2 separate regions of the Homo sapiens genome follow, and region 1 is linked to region 2. Evidence: chromatin contacts called from ENCODE Hi-C or POLR2A ChIA-PET data. All regions are on one chromosome and are shown on one strand. Each heading gives the region's core, a stretch centred on a gene start or an enhancer-like site at or near the end of the contact. The rest is flanking DNA. Distances are from core to core; before and after follow the strand shown. Region 1 overlaps GNG12 (G protein subunit gamma 12). Region 2 holds the start of GNG12-AS1 (GNG12, DIRAS3 and WLS antisense RNA 1).

Region 1 (3,131 bases), core at 558-3,057, 120 kb after region 2:
CACCTTGGCCTCCCAAAGTGTTGGGATTGCAGGTGTGAGCCATCGTGCCCAGCCTGGGTTAACTTTTGAAGCAAGATTTTCTAACTTTGATTGCCTCATCTAATAAGAAACCTTTCAGGATTATAGTGAGGCTTCATGGAATAATGCATATGCAAGCAACATGTGTGCTCACAGGTTCCATACAAATATCAGGTATTGTTTGCCTTGGAAGCTATTCTTGGTGTAAGAATAAAGCAAGCTTTTTATCTACCTAGTAGAAAAAACAGCCAGACATCCTCACCACTGAGGGAAGACCAAAGAAAACCCTCCAAAGGCACAGAGATATTTGGAGATATTTGTTTCCCCAGGCTTTCTATCTTGTTGTGCACAGCCCAGCTGTTGAGGAGCTGCAGAGCAGCTGCAAGTCGGAAGGAAGTCCTTAGCTAGAACTCCAGCTCCTGTAAACACCTCTGCCTCTCAGGGATCACACAGTGGCCCTCTTTGTGCAGCCATGTGGCAACTCAGCAAACCAGAGGCTCCTTAACTTGAAACGGTCTAATTTTGATCTGCTTTCTCCATAGGAAGAATGTTATGATCAGAAATTATCTTCCTTTCCAGTGGCCCAGTGTACAGCTTTTTCTAAGAATGACCATGAAGGAGTTCAGGAAATGCCACCCAAAATATAACACTTTGGTGTGCTGATTACTTTGAACTGAGGACACTTGGGGAACAGCAGATGTAGGCAGAGGCATTCTCTGAGCTCCCCTTATCGGCCTAAAGACAGATCCTCCAAAAGGAACTTAGTTGTCACAAATATTCTCCCAGAAATCTTATCAACTGGGAAAGATTAACTCGGATCCCAAGAGGGGAGACTGGAGGTGATACCACACCCAGACAGACTGTCACCTCTTCTTCCGAGGGCTGCTGTGAAACAACTTGTATTAACTGAGAATTTCTGTGTGCATGAGAAAACCACCTTTATTCACCATTTATCTCTTCCCCTTACCTCCCATAACTCGTTGCCACCACCCCCCCGAGAAACCCTGAACTCCCATTCTTTTCTGTAGCTCAGGATCCTATGTGAGCTTTCATCATCTGACCACTTTGAGTCTCATATTTGTGGCACTCCCGTGTGTACATACATAATTAAATACAGTTTTCCTCCTGTCAACCTGTTTATATGTCAGGTTAATTTGTAGCCCAGCCATAGAACTGAGAAAGGTAGAGGGAAGTCATTTTTCATTCCCCTGCAATCACAGTTACCCCCATTTAATCGACTTCCCAAAGCAATTGCTATACAATATTCATAGAAAGTTGTTTGTGTTTAATAAATCTATGAAGGTGTAAAAATTACCTATCTCCTAAACTTTAATTTGTATTCTGGGTGAGGCTATCCATGTTTGTACCAGCAGATGAGAAGGGACTTTCAGAAGAGAAATTGAGTTAGGAGCCTGAGAGGGGTAGCAGAGCAGGAGAAGGGGCTAGGCTATGCCTGAAGCAGAAGGGGTTGTCTAATGGCTTGTTTAACGTTTTCTCTGTGAGGGCAGGAGCTGTGTGCCTGTCCTACCCATTTATTCTCAACATATTGTACTTAGTAGCAGTAGTACTCAATTAAAAATGTGTTGCATGGACTTTGTCGAGCCTGGGACCAGCAGGAATACCCCATTGGAAGGGAGCAGGGAGCCTCTGAGTAACGAGGTTGGAGAAAGCCCTCTGAAGAAGCAGGTCTGAACGCAGATATCAGAATGAGGGAAAGCTGCAAGAAGCCTGAGCTGGCAAGTGTGAATCATGAATTGCTGGCTGTTTTTAGTCTTGACTATAATATAGTCAGGAAGTAAGAAAGACCTTCATGTACTAAATGCTGAGTGTCTCGCCAACTTTAGAGGGACCTACCCGAGCATTTTATAAATATTAATAGAGTCTGACTGTAGACTGCTTGCCAATGGCCATGCCGGGTGGGAGCAATTACTGGTCCAGTCCTGATATGTGTGAACTGTTCTGCAGTTACTGGAAAACTTGCTCAGGCCTTGGAAACTTTATGCCCTGGAGATTGGGAAGAAGAGAATGCTTGACCTTATCCTCATGCAAAGGGAACATTTAGAAAGTCCTTAGGGTGCAACATAGAAACCACAGGTCACTGAGAAAGGGTGTCATGTTCGCATTCTGGGGGCCTCAGAACCAGCGCCAGTTGGAAGGGGAGCCCAGTTTTACTTGCTGCAGGGAACTATATATATATATAACTATATATATAACTATATATATATAACTATATATATAACTATATATATATAACTATATATATAACTATATATATATAACTATATATATATAACTATATATATATAACTATATATATAACTATATATATAACTATATATATAACTATATATATAACTATATATATATAACTATATATATAACTATATATATATAACTATATATATAACTATATATATATAACTATATATATAACTATATATATAACTATATATATAACTATATATATATAACTATATATATAACTATATATATAACTATATATATATAACTATATATATAACTATATATATAACTATATAAAAATATATATATAACTATATATATAAATATATATATAACTATATATATATAAATATATATACAAATATATATATATTTATATATATATATATCTGCAACTTGCTGTGAGTCAGAGCACTGCACACTGTTCAGGGTGAGGTTGCCTACTTCCTCAGTTGCATTTCAGAGGCTCTGTTAGTAAGTGCTGGTCTGGGAGCACAGAAAGGGATTGGGCCAGGCCACTCGGTGTGAGCAGAATCAGAGAGACCCTAGGCCTCTCTTTTGGGTGGGGCAGGGATGACTGAGGAATCCGAGGAAGAGGTAGCTACTCTGGGAATGTGTTGAAATGAGCTTGTCCAAGGCTTAGCACAAGGCAAGCCCACCCTGCCCTGCCACATGCTTCATCCTCCTAGTTTTCTGTACTGCTAGAGCTTCCTTATTCCTAGGGAAATCCTCTGATGGCTGTCACTAGTCTTTGCATTGGGCTCTGACACTAGTGGCACAAATTGCCCAGGGACTCTAAAAAGGGCTGGTGCCGATAGCCCCACCCATACCCGCTCAATCAAAACCCTTGAGGCTCATTGACCACTTGT
Region 2 (3,095 bases), core at 28-2,527:
CTCCCCGGCCCGGGACAGCACAGCCAGGGCGTCCGGGCGGGAGGCAGGGCCCGGCGCGGAGGAAGGAGCCCGGGGCCGCCGCCGCCCCGCCCACCCCAGCGAGGCGGAGCCGGCGCCCGGAGGAGCAAGAGGAGGAGGAGGAGGAGAGGTCGGAGCCGTCTCCAGGAGCCCTTAGAGACCGAGTCCCGGCGGCGACGGCGGGGCAGCGCACCGGCAGGCGGGTGAGTACCAAGCGGCGGGCGCGGGTGGTGAGTCGGGTCCCCGCGGGGTCGGGGCGCGGCGCGGGGCGTCGGCCAGCGAGTTCGGGGGCCGCCTCCGAGTCCCGGGTGCTGGGAAGCGAGATGGAGGGAGGGAGCGGAGGAAGGAAGGAAGGAGGGAAGAGTGTCCTGCTGGAGGGCGGGGACTGGTCTGGGCGCTGGGCGCCGGAGACCGGGGGGAGGGGGAGGAAGGGGCCAAGGGACACCGAGACCCAGAGGCAGAAACGGCGCGCGCGCCCTCGACGGGCGGCCGCCCGAGGTTGCGGGAAGCCGCCCCCACGGCTGTGGCTGGGGCTAGGGCTGGGGGTGGAAGGAAAGGTCTCCCCTTGAGCTCGCTTGCCTCCTCGCCAGCCTGCGGCCGTGCGCCCCGCGCCGGGTTGGGAGGCCCCCAGTGTTCCCAGCCGTGGCTTGTGGTGGTGTCAGGCGTTGGAGGAGGGCTGGCATGTGGGGGCGACAGGGACGCCACGCCCCTCTGCCTACTTTCTACCTCCCGGGACCAGCCGGCGGGAGCGCAGCCTTGGAATCCGCTGGGCGCTGGGGGTCTAGCAGGGAAATAGCGGGTCGCAGAGGGGAGAGCCCATATGACGCACCCCGCGAGGGACCCCCGAGTGGGGACCCGAGGCTGCTTTTCTGCAGACTGTATTTGCAAGTGGTAAGGGGGAGGTTGAGGCTTAGTCTTGGGTGATTTTTTTTTTTTTAATTATTGCCCCGACAGTTATCCCGTGGGGCAGGGTGAATTCTGTTTTTCATTTTAATTAGGGCATATCAATTAAAGCTAACTTTAAAACGCTGTCACTTAGCACCTCCCGTCACTCACTCGTCCCTCGCTTTGTGTGTCCTGTAAACTTGGCTTAAATCATTCATAACTCACGATAAGGAAGCCGTGATTCTTGTTCACGTCGCCGCAGTGGAGTGAAACTTTGCCCAACTGGGACTGAGTGGAGGCATTGCTGCGGCCGGTCATCTGGTGGTCATCCTGCCGGGCGTGGTTGTATACAAACAAGTGGGTCGAGAAGGAAATCTCTGAACACCAGAGGTAGAAGGGAGGTTCCTGCGCCCACGTGTCAGGGCGCGTTTAATGGCTGCTCCCAGCGGAAACAAACGGGAATTTATTAGACCGTGTGGAGTTGGACAAACTTCACATGATTAGCTTCCTTCCCATCAGTTACTTCCTCTCCCCCCTGCTGTCTTTGCCGACACAGTTTATATTTCCTGGGGCGGTTGTAGCTTCGCCTGAATAGGCTGTGTATAATGAATCTTTTGGATGTCGTCAGAGGCAGGGTCTGCGTCTGTGCCTTCTCTATTTTAAAAGCGGAGTTTGGCTTTGTTTTTAAAAGTGCTAGTCACCAGACTGCACCCTTGCCAGCGCTTCGCAGCTCTCGAAGTAAATTATCGCAGGATGGCGGCCCTCACCTAGGAGAACCAGGAAGGCAGGCAGCGCTAGAACGACGGGATTGAATTTTACTATTGCCAAAACAATCACATTCAAGTAAGGAGCTGTTTTGTTTTGTTTTTGTTTTTTTAACCAAATTATATATACTAGCAAGCCCCTTTTCTAGTAAACTAACGTTATTCACACACACAATTTTTAAAGTAATCAAAAATTTTACAGAGTCTTAAGTGATAAAAGGACTTTCAGATAAAATGTTCAGTCCCTTTGCCTTCTCTAATAGTTAACCAGCGCCGTAAAGCCCTGGTTTAAGTCCAAAAAATGCTGAAAAGTCTACTGCGTCGTTAGACCTTATAAATAATGCAGTCCTATTTTTGCTGTATTTAACTCATGTAATTTACTAGATATCGAACCCCCAACAGGGCACACAGCACTTAGATTTGTGTAGAAATATATGAAAATGTGAATCTGTGTTTCACAAGAGCCTGAAAAAAATAGAATTATAAAAATTTCCTGTCCAGAAAGCTCCAGTCTTACTTGAAAGCTCTCTAACAATTAGATTTGTGGATTTGTGTTGTCACTTGTTAGAGAATATCGGTGGTTTATTAAAGTGTGAGAGCAAAGGGCTTCATGGTCAGAAAACTTGAGGAAGTGGTTAGCCAATATCAAATTAGTTTTTTTTAAAATTAGAATTATGTGATTTATTGTGTTTTGCTTTGTTTTGGAGTTTTATGTCAGCTTAAGCTTAACCTAGGAAGGCAAGTTGTGAAAGCAAGTAAATTTTTCTGAGCCCTAACTTGGAAGAGAAGCTTGTTTAACAGTGATTTGGGGTGTTGGCTTTGGAGTCAGACAGACTTAGATGAAAATATTAGCTATTTAACCTTTTTCAGTCTGATTTATAAGATGGGGATAATAATGGTCTCTATCTGTAGGGCTTTACAGAAAGTATATGAAAACTTTGTCTTTGGAAAACACTTAAACTGGACTTAACACGCAGTACATGGTCAAAATTATTAGATATTTATCTAGCTTGTTCAAGCAGCAGGCTACTGGATAAATTGCAGGGTGGCAGCTTGAACCTTCCGGAAATGCTAGATAGAGCAATTTCAAATTCTACAGAAAGTAACTGGTGTGTGTGTGTTTGTGTGTGTGTATGTGTGATGTTTCTACCACAGCAATATGAATAATTATGATTAAAGGATTAATAGTTTTAATATGCTTTTAGTGCTAAAGTTACAGTTGCATAGTAATTTTGACAGTCAGAAACATTGCATTATCCTTTACATTTAAAGAGAATTTATATTTCAAATAGTTGTGTTTATTAGCCCTAGGTAAGAAATTAAGCCAGGAACAGAAGTATTCATCTTTAACCAAGTGTAATTCTTAATCAAAGTATGAAAACATGTGACCCAAGGGTATCCGGTTATTTACTTTTGCATGTGCTGATG

The links. A loop is a pair of places that touch in the nucleus more often than their neighbours do. ChIA-PET counts read pairs that join two places held with the same protein, here RNA polymerase II (POLR2A). Pooled maps may share reads with other maps.
Region 1: a loop to region 2 is called in a map of aorta, with 2.8 times the contacts of the local background. The contact joins the enhancer-like site here to the promoter of GNG12-AS1 in region 2. A Hi-C loop is called at or near these places in 2 of 168 maps with a recorded cell type or tissue (aorta and mammary epithelial cell) and 2 of 50 pooled maps. POLR2A ChIA-PET finds 5 or more read pairs at or near these places in 4 of 52 experiments (HEK293T, MCF 10A, PC-3 and 1 more).

The regions. Positions count from the first base shown.
Region 1 is chr1:67,709,332-67,712,462 of GRCh38, reverse strand. All of the region lies in intron 2 of GNG12 (G protein subunit gamma 12), which reads left to right. Among named protein-coding and RNA genes, the nearest start is that of GADD45A, 26 kb to the right of the region's middle. Within about 2 kb of position 1,807, at least 5 of the 41 ENCODE cell types and tissues checked have a DNase peak (open chromatin) inside an H3K27ac peak, as active enhancers do; they include PC-3, where a contact is called at or near this core.
Region 2 is chr1:67,830,470-67,833,564 of GRCh38, reverse strand. GNG12-AS1 (GNG12, DIRAS3 and WLS antisense RNA 1) reads right to left here and starts at 1,277. Exons shown (of 10, transcript NR_040077.1): 1 at 1,129-1,277. It overlaps GNG12 (G protein subunit gamma 12), which reads left to right and starts at 98. Exons shown (of 4, transcript NM_018841.6): 1 at 98-221.